Linked DNA regions of Homo sapiens: region 2 is linked to region 1. Evidence: read pairs that join two places in POLR2A ChIA-PET (ENCODE). Cell type or tissue: PC-9. All regions are shown on one strand. Links, peaks and the distances in the headings refer to the core of each region. The heading gives the core; the rest is flanking DNA.

Region 1 (7,394 bases), core at 794-5,793:
TGCAGGGGGCAGGGAGAGCTCTAGGGGCTAGGCATAAGTGTGAGAGGTCAACAGTGGCCTTTAGGGTCACCTGCAACACCAAGCAAGGGCCTCAGGTCCAGAGGCTCCTGGGCACACCACCTTCACTCTCACAAGGACACTGGGCTTCAGCCACGCAGAAACGTTACTGAGACTGAGACATTTTCCATGTGAGGGAGGTCAGGGTATGTCTACAGAGGAAGGGTGGGGGAAACAGGCAAGGGACAACCTCCTTGTATTCCAAGTGCCAACAGGGACCCGCATCCTAGACCTGCCCAGACAGCCACCCCCATGCCAACAGCTGGAGTGGCTGGCATCTCACTGCAGCAGCCCCAACCATCCTCCACCCACTGCTGCAGGCACAGGGCCTCCAAAAAGGAACAGGCCTCACCCTGGACAGTCTATTGACAGAAGCAACAGCAGGGAAAGAAAAACTGGAGCTGGGAAAAATGCACTCAGGGTCTAATCTTAGGCTCCAACAATGCCAGTATATTACCGTTCCCTGTGCATCCTTAGTGCTGACATTTTATAGACAATTTCCAAAACAGGGCCCTGCCATTTCTGGATTATATTTCAGCTGTAACTTTTAAGTCTAATTATTTGCGCTGACAACCCCCTATAATAGGGCGGTGCGGCGCCCAGAGGCATCAGCATTCAGTAGAGTGACAGCCTAATCGCAGGGGGAGGCAGCCCCGCAATCTGCATTCACTCAGAGAAATTTCTCTGATGAAAATAACACAACATTAAGGAGGGGATGAGGGGCAGGATCCACTGTATCAAGATAAAATAACTCTTTAATAAATAACCTTGTGGCTGCCGCAGAGCAGTAATTAAATGCCGGCAAACCCGGCACACAGTTTTAAGTAAAGCTGGAAAAATGTAAGATGCAATTATCAGCACCAAACAAATTACCAGCCCGGCAAATCCCCCTGGAATATTTAGAAACTCATGTCTGCCTTCCCGCTAAATATTTGTCCATGTGCTTATTTTTGGTGGGACCATAGGGTGGGGTGGGGGAAGGGAGGGGACGAGGGACCAGGAGGGTAGAGGAAGGGGCATGGAAGGAGCCACTCTGGGCTGGGCTGTCTCTGCTGATGACTGTTTTCTGGACGCCCTCGCAGATCTGCCCGGTCAGCAAAATGGTGTAACAGAAATGCCCCAGTGCTCAGCTGTGCATATGGATGGATGCTCAGGGCTGATATCTGAGCCTAGGCTATAGCCCTCCTCTCGACCGGCTCCCTCACCCTCACAGAGGAAACTCAAGCCACGGAGGATGTGGCAGAGGGAACGAGGATGGCCTGGGTTTGCTCCCTGAGGCTCAGCCTGTCCTACACTGCTATCCTGAACCCCCAAAACCCAATGGACAGGTGAGTCTCCTCTGACCACACAGACCATGTGATACATGAATGACCACTAGCCCCTGCTGCCAACCCCAGCATCAGTGGTGGGGGTCTGGCTCCAAGGGTGGGGCGGAAAACCAAGCCCCAAACAGACCTGCTCTGGAATGGGCTCAAGGACAGTCTCCAGGAAACCCTTCCTAACCTGTGGCTGAGTCAGGGGCCACTTCCAGGCTCCCATATGGATCCTGCTAAGTTGCAGCTGACCGTTCAGTTACTCCAGGTAGAAGCAACTTGAGTCTGAATGCAAAGCATCAAGCTAAGGAATGTCAGTTAGCTGGCTGGTGGGCTAAATTCCACCCTCAAACAGACACGGGAGCTAGCTGGGAAGCTTGGGCAGAGGGGCCTGGGGCAGGTAGGAGGATCTTAATTTGGATCTGGCTGGAGAAGGAAAAGACAACCTTATGGGAGACTTCCTCAGGGTGCCAAGATGACGCTACTCACCCTGCGCCATGGACACCAAGCTCCCTGAGGCAGACCAGGGCTGACTGCCCCATTAAGCCCTGGTGGGGGACCTGAGGGCCTCAAGGACAGGGTACACACTGCAGGACTTTTGCCCTGTGCTGCAGGATACTGGGAGGACAGCCTGCTCTAGCCTCTCGCCTTAATGTTCCAGTAGTTTCGGCTGAGCCTGGGTCTCTAGGCGAGGAGGGCGGTGAAAGGTCCCACAGGTGCACACAAAGCGCTACAGGTCTTACACCTCTCTCTGACCACAGCCCCCCACAACCATTCCTGAGCACCGCCTGGATCAGACAGCTGGCCCGGCCTGGGTGCAAAGGTGGGGTACAGTTTCATGCCATGCAGCATGCCCACCCCACCACCCTTGCAGGGGAACCAGGCTAAGGGGACATGCAGACACGTGGTGCACCAGGGACCCAAGCAGCAGGAACATGCAGGTCAGGGGTCTGCCCACCCATCCCTGGTCCTGCCTGCCCGCCGGCCCAAACAACAGAGACTGGCAGGCAGGCACGGCGCAGTGAGCCTGAGGGAGCTGACCGAGCCCGCTGGGCCCTACTGACAGGCGTGTCCCATCGATGGGCGAACTGTAGATGGATAAGAAGTGAAAAGGACCAACCTTCTCGCTGATCTGAGAGATGAGAGTTTGGGTTGATGGCAGAGTGCGATGAAGATGAGGAGGGAATAAAAAAAAGACAAGGAGAAACACAGAGAGAGTAAAAACAGGCCAACCTTCATCTGCCCACACAGCACGGAGACGAGACGAGACTCCTGTGCCCCCTCGCACACACACATGCACACAGGTGCACACGAACCACATCACTCACAAAAGACTCAGGACTCATGGAGGACATGGTGGACAGGGCTGAGGCCCGCCAGCAGGCGCCAGGGAGGCCGAGGGTGGGGCCGGGGCAGGTGAAAATGGGGCACAGGCAGGCCCCCATGCCTCACACGCACCCCACAGCTCAGACAGACCCTGTGGACCGGGCTCTGGGGTCAAGGCCCACCCAGCCCACAAACCTGCCAAGGTACAGGAGCCACTAGAAGCCACCCCCACACACACCACCGGTGTAAGGAGCATGTCTGGGCACCTGTGGGGAAAAAGGCACTGTCCCTGTTTTAGACAGCTGTGGCCCGCAGCCAGGTCCCTAGAGAAAGGGGGAAGGCTGGTAGTCCTGGCACAGGTAGGCCAGGCTCTGAGGAGGGCAGGGCTCCACCCTGGCCCCAGCAGCTGTACACCCAGAGAGCTGTAGATGGAAGGAGAGAATGAGTCACTCAGGGAGAGTCAGGTGGTGAAGGAGAAAGGCTCTGGCCCACCCAGCATGCCTGGGCCTGCTAGACTGTGGGTGGAGCTGCAGGCAACTGTGAACAAAGTCAGATGTAACTGGATGACACATCCCCCCACAGTGCTATCCGAGAGGCTACTGACTAGTAGCCGAGTGCTAGCTGCAGAGGCTACTGACTAGCAAGTGCTTCCTGTGTGCCTGGCAATGTGCCTGGTGCTTCACGTGTACTGTCCCATTAAATGTAGCAGTCGCGTGGCCTCAGAGAGCGACACTGGGAGCCCTGAGAATTTGGGGGACAGAAGGGAGATGTGAGGTAGACACCGAAGCCAAGTCTGATGAGGAGACGAAGCCTTGCGGCCAGTGGACACAGGTGAAGAGAGTCAGATGGGTGGAGACAATGGCAGTGGGAAGCCATCAGTAATTTCCCCCAGGTGACACGTTGCAACGTTTGTTTTGACTGAGGGGTGCCACTGGCATCTAGTGAGCTAGAGATGCTGCTAAACACCCTCCAATGCACAGGATGGCCCCTCACAACTAAGAATCGTCCAGCCCAAAATGTCAACAGTGCTGCGGCTGAGAAGTTCAGGGCTAGAGCCCACATCAAGCCGTCTGAGGCTCAGGAGCCTGCTGTGGGAGGAAACCTCGAAGCCTCTCTGCTGGGAGATGGGACGGGGTGCAGGCCAGAAAGCAGGCTGGCACTGGGGACTCCTCCACGGCCATCCACCCACAAGCAGGGCTCAGGATGCAGAGCTGGTGGTCAGCCCAGTACAGGCTGTCCCCAGGCGCTGGGGCTGAAGGGCCCCTAGTACTGCTGAGGGCAGAAGGCAGGGGTTTTGCCAACCATGAGATGACGAGCAGTGGGGGCACCAGAGGCAAGGCACCCAGGGAGCAGGGCCTTTCAGGTGTGCCTAAGTCCTGTCAGTAGGACAGTAGGGCCTATGGGGCAGGTTGCTCTTGGCAAAGCAGGGTGGTGTAGATTCAATTAGGGTCTACATGAGGCAGGTCCTGGGGACAGAGCTTAGAAACGGTCCTGAGACATCAGGGCCTAGAGGAACGTCGTATGTGTGTGTGAGAGAGACAACAGAAGTCAGGTTTGGCTGTTTTGGAGTCCCTGGCAAGTGGGGCTGGAACTAAAGGAACCCCCGTATTTCCTACCAAAAGGCATGTGGGGATGGAGCCAGAAGGGTAGATTCAAGAAGAGCTGGTAGAGTTAGGGGTTGGGCCATGGCAAGAGCCAGTCAGGGCCCTGCCTGAGTCTACCATGTGTAAACAGGGAGCCCCACAGACAGGGATGCTCCAAGGGGCTGCACATAAGAGCTCCCTGGGCAGTGACTGAGCTGCCAGCTACAGCAGCTGAGCTCAGTCGATCTCCAAAGAGACCCACTGCTCTGCCTCCAGGGCTGGGGCCAGTGTAACAGTGACTTCAGAGAATGCTGCCTAGTCAAGAGGACAATGCGGGGGTCCATCCACCTCTGGGCCTTCTTCTGCCTCAGCACTGCCTCCTGTAGCTGTGCCCTGGGAAATGTGCCCATAGGCCACGCCCTTGCAGCTGGCTTGGGTTTACAGTGGCTCTACTGGGCCTCTCCTCTCCCTGGTGCAGCCACATGCAAAGGCTTTCTTGCTGAGGCCTGGAACTGCCACTCTCGACCCTACAGTCTTGTGAGCAGAGCTCTAGAGAGCACAGCATTTGCGATAGTCAGGGTGGGAGGAGGCAGATCTTTGAGAAGGGTCATTCCAGCTGCTCCTCTGTTGGAGTGGACTCGCCAGCCCCAATGCCTGCCAGACACTCTGCCTGGGGCAGGGTGGGGCCAAGGCTGTGCCGCTTACAACTCCACTCCTCTAGGCCATTTGGGAAGTTTTCAGGCTCTTGTTCCTGAAGACAGACAAGCTGACCTGAGGCCTGAGCCTTGAGGAGTAAGACACCTGACAGTAAGCTAGGGGACCTCCCATCCCATGCCCCCAACTCTCATGAAGCATCTTTAATAGTCTCTGAAGCACAATTTGCCCACCACAAATAGTTCCTCTGCAGCTCAACTGGTCACCGAATGGGCTGGCAGCCTGTGGCCTCTCCAGAACCACCCTCTCCCATGACAGACAGCAACTCCTTGATAAGTGTATTTTGGTTGACAGCCTTGACAGCCTAATTCTCTCTGCTCTGAGTAAGCAAGTCTGACCACATGGCCCCAAAGAGTCGGACAGGCCACCGCCATCACCCACCACGTGCACTGGGTGGAGAGTCAGACGACACCCCTCAGGAAGCCGCGCTAAGCACTTGGCGTGATGGAATCATCACTGCAAGGAGCCATGTCCGCTTTCCTTTACAATCCCCTGGGTGGAGACAGTTGTACTTTTTTTTTTTTTTTGAGATGGAGTCTTGCTCTTTCACCAAGCTGGAGTGCAGTGGCGCGACCTTGGCTCACTGCAACCTCTGGTTCAAGCGATTTTCCTACCTCAGCCTCCTGAGTAGCTGGGATTACAGGCACGCGCCACCACGCCCAGCTAATTTTTGTAGTTTTAGTAGAGACGGGGTTTCACCATGTTGGCCAGGATGGTCTCGATCTCCTGACCTCGTGATCTGCCTGCCTCAGCCTCCCAAAGTGCTGGGATTACAGGCGTGAGCCACCACACCCGGTCAACAGTTTAACTTTTAATGACATCCATCTGTACAAGAAGGCTAGGTGAGGGGACAGTATGAGGGTAGAAGGGGCTCTCAGGGCCCCTTCTGGGCACATGTATACCAGACCCAGTGTGTTCTCAGGAAAGGGCAAGGTGGCCAGCTTTAGTCACCCCTAGGCTGTGAGCATAGCAGAGATTGGAAACCCCAAAACAGTCCCCAGGTTCCTCTCTGCTGGGAACTTGGACTTCCAGAAAGCACACTGTCCACTCGCTCCCAGCAAAGAACATCTGGAACACACCAGGTGCTCACCCGAGGCAACATAACCACAGGGGCTCACAGCTGAACACAAGGGTTCCTCCAGGAAGGCTCCAGGAAGACCTGGCCAGAGGATAGGCTCACCTGGCCTGGTCCGTTCCTGAGGCCTTACTACCCCAAAGCCCAGAGCCATGGTGGTTCTGGAGCCCACCATGCTGCGGCAGGCAGGAGGATGTACTGAAGGAAAGCCAGGCCAGGTATGCATGCATTTACACACAGATAAGTGTGCCCGTGTGTGCACACACACATGCACATACACCAAGAAGTCGGATTGGATGGCTCCAAATTCCCATGGGGCTCCGGGCCCATGCGGCAAGACCTACAAAAGATACAAATGCTCCCAAGAGTGGCTGCTTCCCCATGGGCCTGCAAGGAAGGAAGGCGAAGTAGTGGCAGACGCCAGGAACTTGCCCAGTGGGAGCTGTTGCTGCTGCTGCAGAAAGAAGCAGGAAGGAGAAGAGACTGGGCCCATGGCAGTCCCTTGCGTGTCTGCACCAAGGGCTCTGGGCAGAGAGCCCGGCAGGTGCAGCACAGCTCTGTGGTGACAGGGGCCAGGCACTGCCTGAGTCCTTACCTCGCACATACAGGTTCGCAGGGGCTGAGTAACGTGTGCCTGCCGAGTTGGTCGCCACACACTCGTACTTGCCTTGGTCGGATTCCTCACTGCTCTCTATCTGCAAGGCACCTGTGGGTACACGAAGCGAGAGGTCAGGCACGGCCCATGTCGAGTGTGGCCTGGAACACGGTGAGAGGTCTCGACAGCATCTGTGGCTGATGTTGACCAGATGTCGAAGCTCATCCAGGCCACACCCTGGCACCCCTGCTGCTTCCAGGAAGCTCTCCCTGAAGAGCCCAGTGGCCTCCTGTCTAGAACCAACGGTTGTGCTTTGGAGCACAATCTCATGCTCCCCACAGTCCAGCAAGACCCACCTTTGCTCTGCCAGGGACTGTACCCCAACCCCCAGCTCCATTCAGTTTCTGCCACACTCTTGCCAGTACTGGAGCCTATTTCCCAATCAACATCCCTGTTAGTGTTCCTGGCCCCGCAGCCCCACTAAGCCAGTCAGAGCCAGGTGTGGGAGCAGCCTGCAGACTGGCGGGCCTGGGATTCACAAGCACGCCATGCCCTCATCAGGCTGGAGCTTGAGAATTTGCCGCCCACCAGGAAGGAATGGGTTTGCCCTGGGGGCCTGGTGCCCAGCAGCCTCTGCTCCCAGCACCATCTTCCCCTCCTACTCCACCCCCTCCCCGCCAGCCCCACCCATTCCAGCTCCACTCCTCAGCCCGGTCCTGCTAAAGTGCTTC
Region 2 (7,394 bases), core at 1,099-6,098, 75 kb before region 1:
ACCACACTGCCTCATTTCATTATCTGAGAGCCAACCCACCCTTTCAAGAACTCATCAGCTACCACCCACCGACTATGCTAACAACCCTTGAAAAGAACACCACATCATCCAATTCACATGTAAAGCAGGAGAAATAAAATTCAGTCACATGCAAAATGGCCCACAATTAGGCCAGCACAGCAACATCAGCTGGGGGTAGATCATCTGTTCATCCACCCATTCACCAAACAGCTTTTAGGTGCCTACTACGTGCCGGGCCGAAAAAAAGGTATTACAAAATTACAAAAACACTGCACAGAGGGTTTCCAGTGAGCCTCACCTTTTCATAGAGGGTACCATTCACATCTGCACCATAGATTGGAGGATTGAATGTAAGATTTTTCCAGTATTTCCGCTCGAGCTCTTCAAACTCACTATAGCGTGGGGTACAGTACCTTTTTGAAAGTAAAAAGAAACATGTAAACCACTTACAGGGGTTTATTAGGCATTATGAACATTACAAGACATAATCCCCTATTCCAGTGACAGCAAGAATTTCAAATGAACAAGGCATAATCTTGGCCTTCAAGGCTCTAATACGTAGTCAGTCCCTCAACGTCCCTTCCATGAGCACTGGGCCTGAGGAAGCCTGAGGAAGGTAATGTACACACAGATGTAAACCGGTCTTCCTTAACAAGCACAACATCCTCAACTCTCTGAAGAGACTCTACTTAAACTACACCTTGCTAGATTCAGGTGGCCACCCAGGGAGAAAATGGGCTTACAGACCAAGACCCAAGGTCCCTACATATCCACAGACAACCAAAACCCAGCAGCATGTGAAGAGCTAAGGCTTTCCAACAGCATTCACCTCCCTGAACCAGCCAAAAGGAAGCTGCTCCAAGAGGGCTCATTTGTAAGTACCCCTGCTATATGCCCAAGCGCCCTACGCAGTGGCTGACACTCACCAAGTAATCACTCCTAAAAACAACAAATATTTTAGTAAAAATATAAAATAGCTCTAAAAATATAGATTTTTGCACATCCAATATTCCAATTAGGAAAATACGTACTCACATATACGCATATTTATATCTACCTATCTACATAAAGCCATAAAAATATCTACACTTTGGCCAGGGGTGTGGCTCACACCTGTTATCCCAGCACTTTGGGAGGCCTGGCGGGGGCGGATCACCTGAGGTCAGGAGTTCAAGACCAGCCTGGCCAACATGGTGAAACCTGGTCTCTACTAAAAATACAAAAATTAGAGGGGCGTGGTGGCACACGCCTGTAATCCCAGCTATTTAGGGTGGGGGCTGAGGCAGGAGAATTACTTAAACCCAGGAGGAGGAGTCTGCAGTGAGCTGAGCTAACTAACGCCACTGCACTCCAGCCTCGGCCATAGAGTAAAACTCTGTCTCAAAAAAAGAAAAGAAAACTATACCTTAAAAAAAACTATACAAGATCCTTGCTCTGCTGCCCAGCCTGGAGCACAGTGGTGTGATCATAGCTTACTGTAGCCTCGAACTCCTGGGCTCAAGCAATCCTCCTGCCCTAACCTCCCGAGTAGCCAGGACTGCAAGTGTACACCACCACATCTGGTGTTTTTATTTTTTGTAGAAATGAAGTCCTGCAATGTTGCCCAGGTTGGTCTCAAATTCCTGGCCTCCAGTGATCCTCCAACCTCGGCCTCCCAAAGTGATGGGATTATAGAAGTTAGCCAATGCACCCAGTCTAAAAATATCTATACTCTTTAGCTTAATACTGAAAATTTAATTAAAAAAAAAAAAACTTCTTTTAGATTCAAACTAGCCAAGTACAGTGGCTCATGCCTGTAATCCCAACACTTTGGGAGGCTGAGGCAGGAGGATCACTTGAGCCCAAGAGTTTGAGACCAGCAACATGGCAAAATCCTATTTCTACAAAAACTTTAAAAATTAGCAGAGCTGGCCAGCAGCAATGGCTCACGCCTGTAATCCCAGCACTTGGGAGGCCCAGGCAGGCGGATCACAAGGTCAGGAGATCAAGACCATCCTGTCTAACATGGTGAAACCCTGTATCTACAACAAATACAAAAAATTAGCCGGGTGGTGTGGCGGGCGCCTATAGTCCCAGCTACTTGGGAAGCTGAGGCAGGAGAATTGCTTGAACCCAGGAGGCGGAGATTGCAGTGAGCCTAAATAGCACCACTGCACTCTAGCCCGCGCCACAGAGTAAGACTCCATCTCAAAAAAAAAAAAAAAAAAATCTGACTAAGTAACTGCCTTACACTTTAATGTCAACCTAGGGAATAATAAATTTTAGAGACCTAACATTCTCTCTGAAATACAATTAACTCCCCTATTGTCAACTAATCTGTTTCATGAATTTAGGTTTTTAGGTTGGGCACGGTGGCTCATGCCTGTAATCCCAGCATTTGGGAGGCCAAGGCAGGCTGATCACTTGAGGCCAACAGTTCGAGACCAGCCTGACCAACATGGTGAAACCCCGTCTCTACTAAAAATACAAAAAAATTAGCCAGGCGTGGTGGTGGGCACCTGTAATCCCAGCTACATGGGAGGCTGAGGTAGGAGAATCGCTTAAACCTGGGAGGCAGAGATTGCAGTGAGTGAGATTGTGCCACTGCACTCCAGCCTGGGCAACACAGCGAGACTCTGTCTCAAAAAAAAAAAAAAAAAGTTATGTTTTTACTTTAAAGGTAATCTGCTATGTATTAGGACGAAAGGAATAGACATAGGGCTGGTTAATTTAAAAGGAAAACAAGTGTGCTAAAAGAAGAAAAAGCGAGACCAGCCTGGCCAATATGGTGAAACCCCATCTCTACTAAAAATACAAAAAAATTGGCCGGGCGTGGTGGCGGGCTCCCAGCTACTCGGGAGGCCGAGGAAGGAAAATCACTTGAACCTGGGAGGCGGAGGCTGCAATGAGCCAAGATTGTGCCACTGCACTCCAGCCTGGGTGACAGAGCGACACTCCATCTCAAAAAAAAAAAAAAAAAAGAAAAGAAAAAGCCTTAACAAAAAGGGAAAAAAGGCTGAGGAGACTGAAGCCCCTGGCTGAATTCCATGTGAGAAACAGAAGGCAGGTGAGTTTGCTCCTCATGTGTAGCAAAAATCAGACAATAAGGATGGCAGGAAGGATACAGCCTTTCACCTGCAGAGCCCCACATTTCTTCAACATGCCTTTATGTAAATTCTCTCATCGGTCAGCAGGTTGGCCAGCAAGGTAGATGTTTTAAGAGTTAAGGTTGGCCGGGCACGGTGGCTCACACCTGTAATCCCAGCCCTTTGGGAGGCCAAGGCGGGTGGATCACGAGGTCAAGAGATCGAGACCATCCTGGCCAACATGGTGAAACCCTGCCTCTGCTAAAAATACAAAAATTAGCTAGGTGTGGTGGTGGGCGCCTGTAATCCCAGCTGCTCAGGAGACTGAGGCAGGAGAATTGCTTGAACCCAGGAGGCGGAGGCTGCAGTGAGCCGAGATCACGCCACTGCACTCTAGCCTGGCGACAGAGCGAGATTCTGTCTCAAAAAAAAAAATAAATAAAAGGAGTTAAGGTGTCAGCCGGATGCAGTGGCTCATGCCTATAATCCCAGCACTTTGGGAGGCTGAGGCAGGAGGATCGCTTGAGCCCAGGAGTTCAAGACCAAACTGGGCAGCAAATAATAAAAAATATTAGCTGAGCGCGGTAGCACATGCCTATCTATACCTCCAGTTACTTGGGAGGCTGAGCAAGGAGGATCATTTTGAGCCTGGGCAGTCGAGGCTGCAGTAAGCCATGATTGCACCACTACACTCCAACTTGGGTGACAGTAGAGACGGTGAAACCCCGTCTCTACTAAAAATACAAAAATTAGCCAGGCGTGGTGGCAGGCGCCTGTATGTAATCCCAGCTACTCGGGAGGCTGAGACAGGAGAATTGCTTGAACCCGGGAGGTGGAGGTTGCAGTGAGCCGAGACTGCACCATTGCACTCCAGCCTGGGGAACGAGCGAGACTCCACCTCAAAAAAAAAAAAAGATGGAGTAGTCAGAGCTGAACAAGGAAACACAAAATTTATTCTCTGTGAATCTCAGGAAAAATGAGAACTAAACATTAAAAACAGCGGAGAAGGGCCAGGAGTGGTGGCTCTTGCCTGTAATCCCAGCACTTTGGGAGGCCAAGGCAGGAGGATCACTTGAGGTCAGGAGTTCAAGACCAGCCTGGCCAATGTGGCGAAACCCTGTCTCTACTGAAAATACAAAAAATAGCCAAGCATGGTGGCGCGTGCCTGTAGTCCCAGCTACTTGGGAGGCTGAGGCAGGAGAATCACGTGAACCTGGGAGACAGAGGTTGCAGTGAGCCAAGATCACTCCACTGCACTCCAGCCTGGGCAATAAAGTGAGACACCATCTCAAAAAAAAAAAAAAAAAAAAAAAAAACCAACAGCAGAGAAGAACTGAAAACAGGCCTACACAAAGAAAGATATCTCTAAAAGAGACAGGAATGTACAGAGAAAGAAGGAGTGACAGAAAATAGCAACCAGCTTGGTGGTTTACTCACACTGTTAATGTCAAAACAGAAATGAGCTAGCAGGCTGGATGGGCAGTGAGAAATTCCAGCACAATTAAACACAGAGCATCCCGAGAGAGAGGAAGTGGAACTAAAGCACTTTTGATGAGCAGGTGGTTGATAATACCCAGCAAAAGCTCCTTGTGCACCACATCCAACTTTCTCCTTGCAACTTTAGAGTCAGAAAATGATTCTACTTCTGATGGAAAAACAATGGGATTTGTTGTTATAAGAACAGGAACAGGTTTAGACTGGGACACAGTCCTGAGAGGAGGGAATGCTTCCATAAAAAAAGCAGAAAGGGAGACAGCTAGAACAGAGCCATCCTGCTGAAGACACTGTTCATCAGGACAGCAGCAGTCCTGGAGATGCTAGGAGGATGAGACACCAGGGTCCTAGGTGCTATGTCAGGTAAGAAAGGGTTTCCACTCACTTATCGCTATTGGCTATCTTGCGGAACTCTCGAACAGTCATGGCTTTCTTCTGTATGTTGTACTGAGTAAAGAGGCCAGACTGCCCCGTCACCAGCTGTTGAATGGGGGCAGGAATGACCAAATCATCAATGTCATCATAGGATGCTCGTGGCTTCCACTCTTTTGGAGGAACAACCTGAAGGGAACACAAGAAACAAAAAGACAGATGAGAAACCTGGCAAGCCAGTCAGAGTCCAGGAAGCATGTAGTTACCAGCCAACCTAACAGTCAATTTTACTAGACAGTTACTTTGATTTACCCACATTCACCAAAACACAGTAAGTCACAGGCATGCTAACCCTGATCCACTTTTGCCACCAACCAGCTGCCTAATTGCAGCAACCTAAGGTAAGTAATACTTGTTCCCAGCTTCAGTATCTTATTTGGACACCAAGAAAGGAGATTAAAGACTTGATTCTCTCTCAATCTCCTAGCCCAGGGCTCTCTTTAAAAAAATCACAAACACAACTTTACTTGATTTGGTCAACTCTATACTTGTACAGAATTTCCTTTTTTCACACACTAGATTACAGTTTAATTACAAAGAAGCATAACATTCTTAAAAATCTAATCTTGAGGCCGGGCACAGTGGCTCATGCCGGTAATCCCAGCACTTTGGGAGGCCGAGGCAGGTGGATCACCTGAGGTCAGAGTTTGAGATCAGCTTGGCCAACATGGTGAAACCCCATCTCTACTAAAAACACAAAAATTAGCCTGGTGTGGTGGCACTCAACTATAATCCCGGCTATTTGGGGGGCTGATGCAGGAGAATCGCTTGAACCCGGAGGCAGAGGTTGCAGTGAGCCAAGATTGCGCCATTGCACTCCAGCTGGGGTAACAAGAGCGAAACTCCATCTCAAAAAAAAACAAAAAAAATCTAATCTTGAATAGTTAAGTAAGATAGATCTGCTTTATGGAATACTATACAGCTTTTTTTTTTTTAATTAGAGAGTATTGTTTTACTTTATGTAACAAGGGAGAAAACAACACACACACACACACACACACACACACACACACACACTCACAAGCATCTGCATAAGGCAACACTGAAAGGACATATAAGAAAATACGGAAAGGGAGCAAGACTCTACATTAGCTACCTTCCAATAGCATTCTGTTTTTACTCACATAATCAAATTACCCATTCCAATAGTAATAAATTAACAAGACAGTCGACATGAGAAAAAAGAAGAATGAGTTGAATCCATAATTGACCTAGAGGGAGGAATATATGTTGTTAAAAAGGAAAAAAGAAAAAAAAAAAGAAAAAAGAATGAACGAACCAACACAGGAATGTATATGGCATGATGCCATTCTCTTTTAAAAACAAAACAAATAACACTATTTTATATGTGTGTATGTTTGTATGAGCAGAGAAAAAGGTGTGGAGGGAGCTAATACCACTTAAGGAGACGGCACTGGAGAAGGTGGATGAAGATCAGCCTTTTCTTTATCTGCGTTTGAAATATTTAACTTGTAATAACCGACATTTTTTTGGTAACTTTAAATCTAATAAAGTACAACCAAAAAAAGCAATGTGCTATGAAAAACTGCACTGCAGGCCCTGCTATTCCCGCCTGCTGTTATTAACCCAGCAGTAGCCGTATCTGCAGATAAGAAAGAGGATGTGGTCGTCTCAAGTCTCTGGAGGCACCAGGGTCCAAGACTGGTCCTCAGCTTTGTAGCCAATGTTCTTGCTTTCTCTTTTCATATTGAAAATGTAACAAGCACATATGGTAGGGAATTCAAACAACATAAAATGGTGTAAAAAATTTCCTCCTGGCTTAGACTGAGGTCCCTGCCTCTCAGTTTCCTGAGGATCTCTCCAGAAATGCAGTTCTTTCAGCTTCCAGCACTCAACCTGATTGTGACAGAATATATGAAAAGCTGATTTGACTCAGGAAAAATAACGAATCCAACTCACAGGAGAAAGAAGTACAAACCAGAAACCAATTTCAAATTACAAGGACCAGAATACTCATGTTGGCTGGCCAGTGCATTCTCTCCCCTTGAAGAAAGTCCACATGGGAAGCCAAATTGCTACTAGAGTGCTGGATGAGACTGAAATGAGAGCAAGAGAAGTCAGATGGCATAAGCACTCACTGGCAGTTCAATAACACCACAGCACCCAGCTCCACCAAGAGGGCTGAGGCACAACAGCAGCCAGGCCTGGAGACACTAGCTCTTTACCTCCCCCTTTCTGAAGATTCCAAGTAGCTCTCTTCCTACCTAAAAGCAGAGATGCTTCTGATGTTAACAACGGGAATTAACTTGCAAATAGAACCGCATTCACTAAAGTCATCACCCCACCCAACTTTCAGTAAAACACAGTTCCGGCCCAAATGTAGGAAAAAAATCTTACTGCTCTGCCCTAGGTAACAAAACC

Evidence for each region. Peaks named below come from ENCODE experiments on the same cell type or tissue, not always from the same donor. Only the 100,000 strongest peaks of a DNase experiment are listed, where the experiment ranks them.
Region 2: POLR2A ChIA-PET joins it to region 1 with 15 read pairs; 11 of 35 experiments call an interaction of 5 or more read pairs at or near these places.

The regions. Positions count from the first base shown.
Region 1 is chr1:43,578,190-43,585,583 of GRCh38, reverse strand. It overlaps PTPRF (protein tyrosine phosphatase receptor type F), which reads right to left. Exons shown (of 34, transcript NM_002840.5): 7 at 6,664-6,774. Among named protein-coding and RNA genes, the nearest start is that of PTPRF, 51 kb to the right of the region's middle. RefSeq lists enhancers at 3,070-3,339, 3,501-4,322. In PC-9, for the core only: no CTCF peak of the experiment used is centred there; a DNase peak (open chromatin) is centred at 3,183; H3K27ac peaks cover 1,286 bases.
Region 2 is chr1:43,653,338-43,660,731 of GRCh38, reverse strand. KDM4A (lysine demethylase 4A) reads right to left here. Exons shown (of 22, transcript NM_014663.3): 3 at 4,966-5,141; 4 at 320-434. Among named protein-coding and RNA genes, the nearest start is that of KDM4A, 6.9 kb to the right of the region's middle. RefSeq lists enhancers at 1-273, 274-950 and a silencer at 1-274. In PC-9, for the core only: no CTCF peak of the experiment used is centred there; no DNase peak of the experiment used is centred there.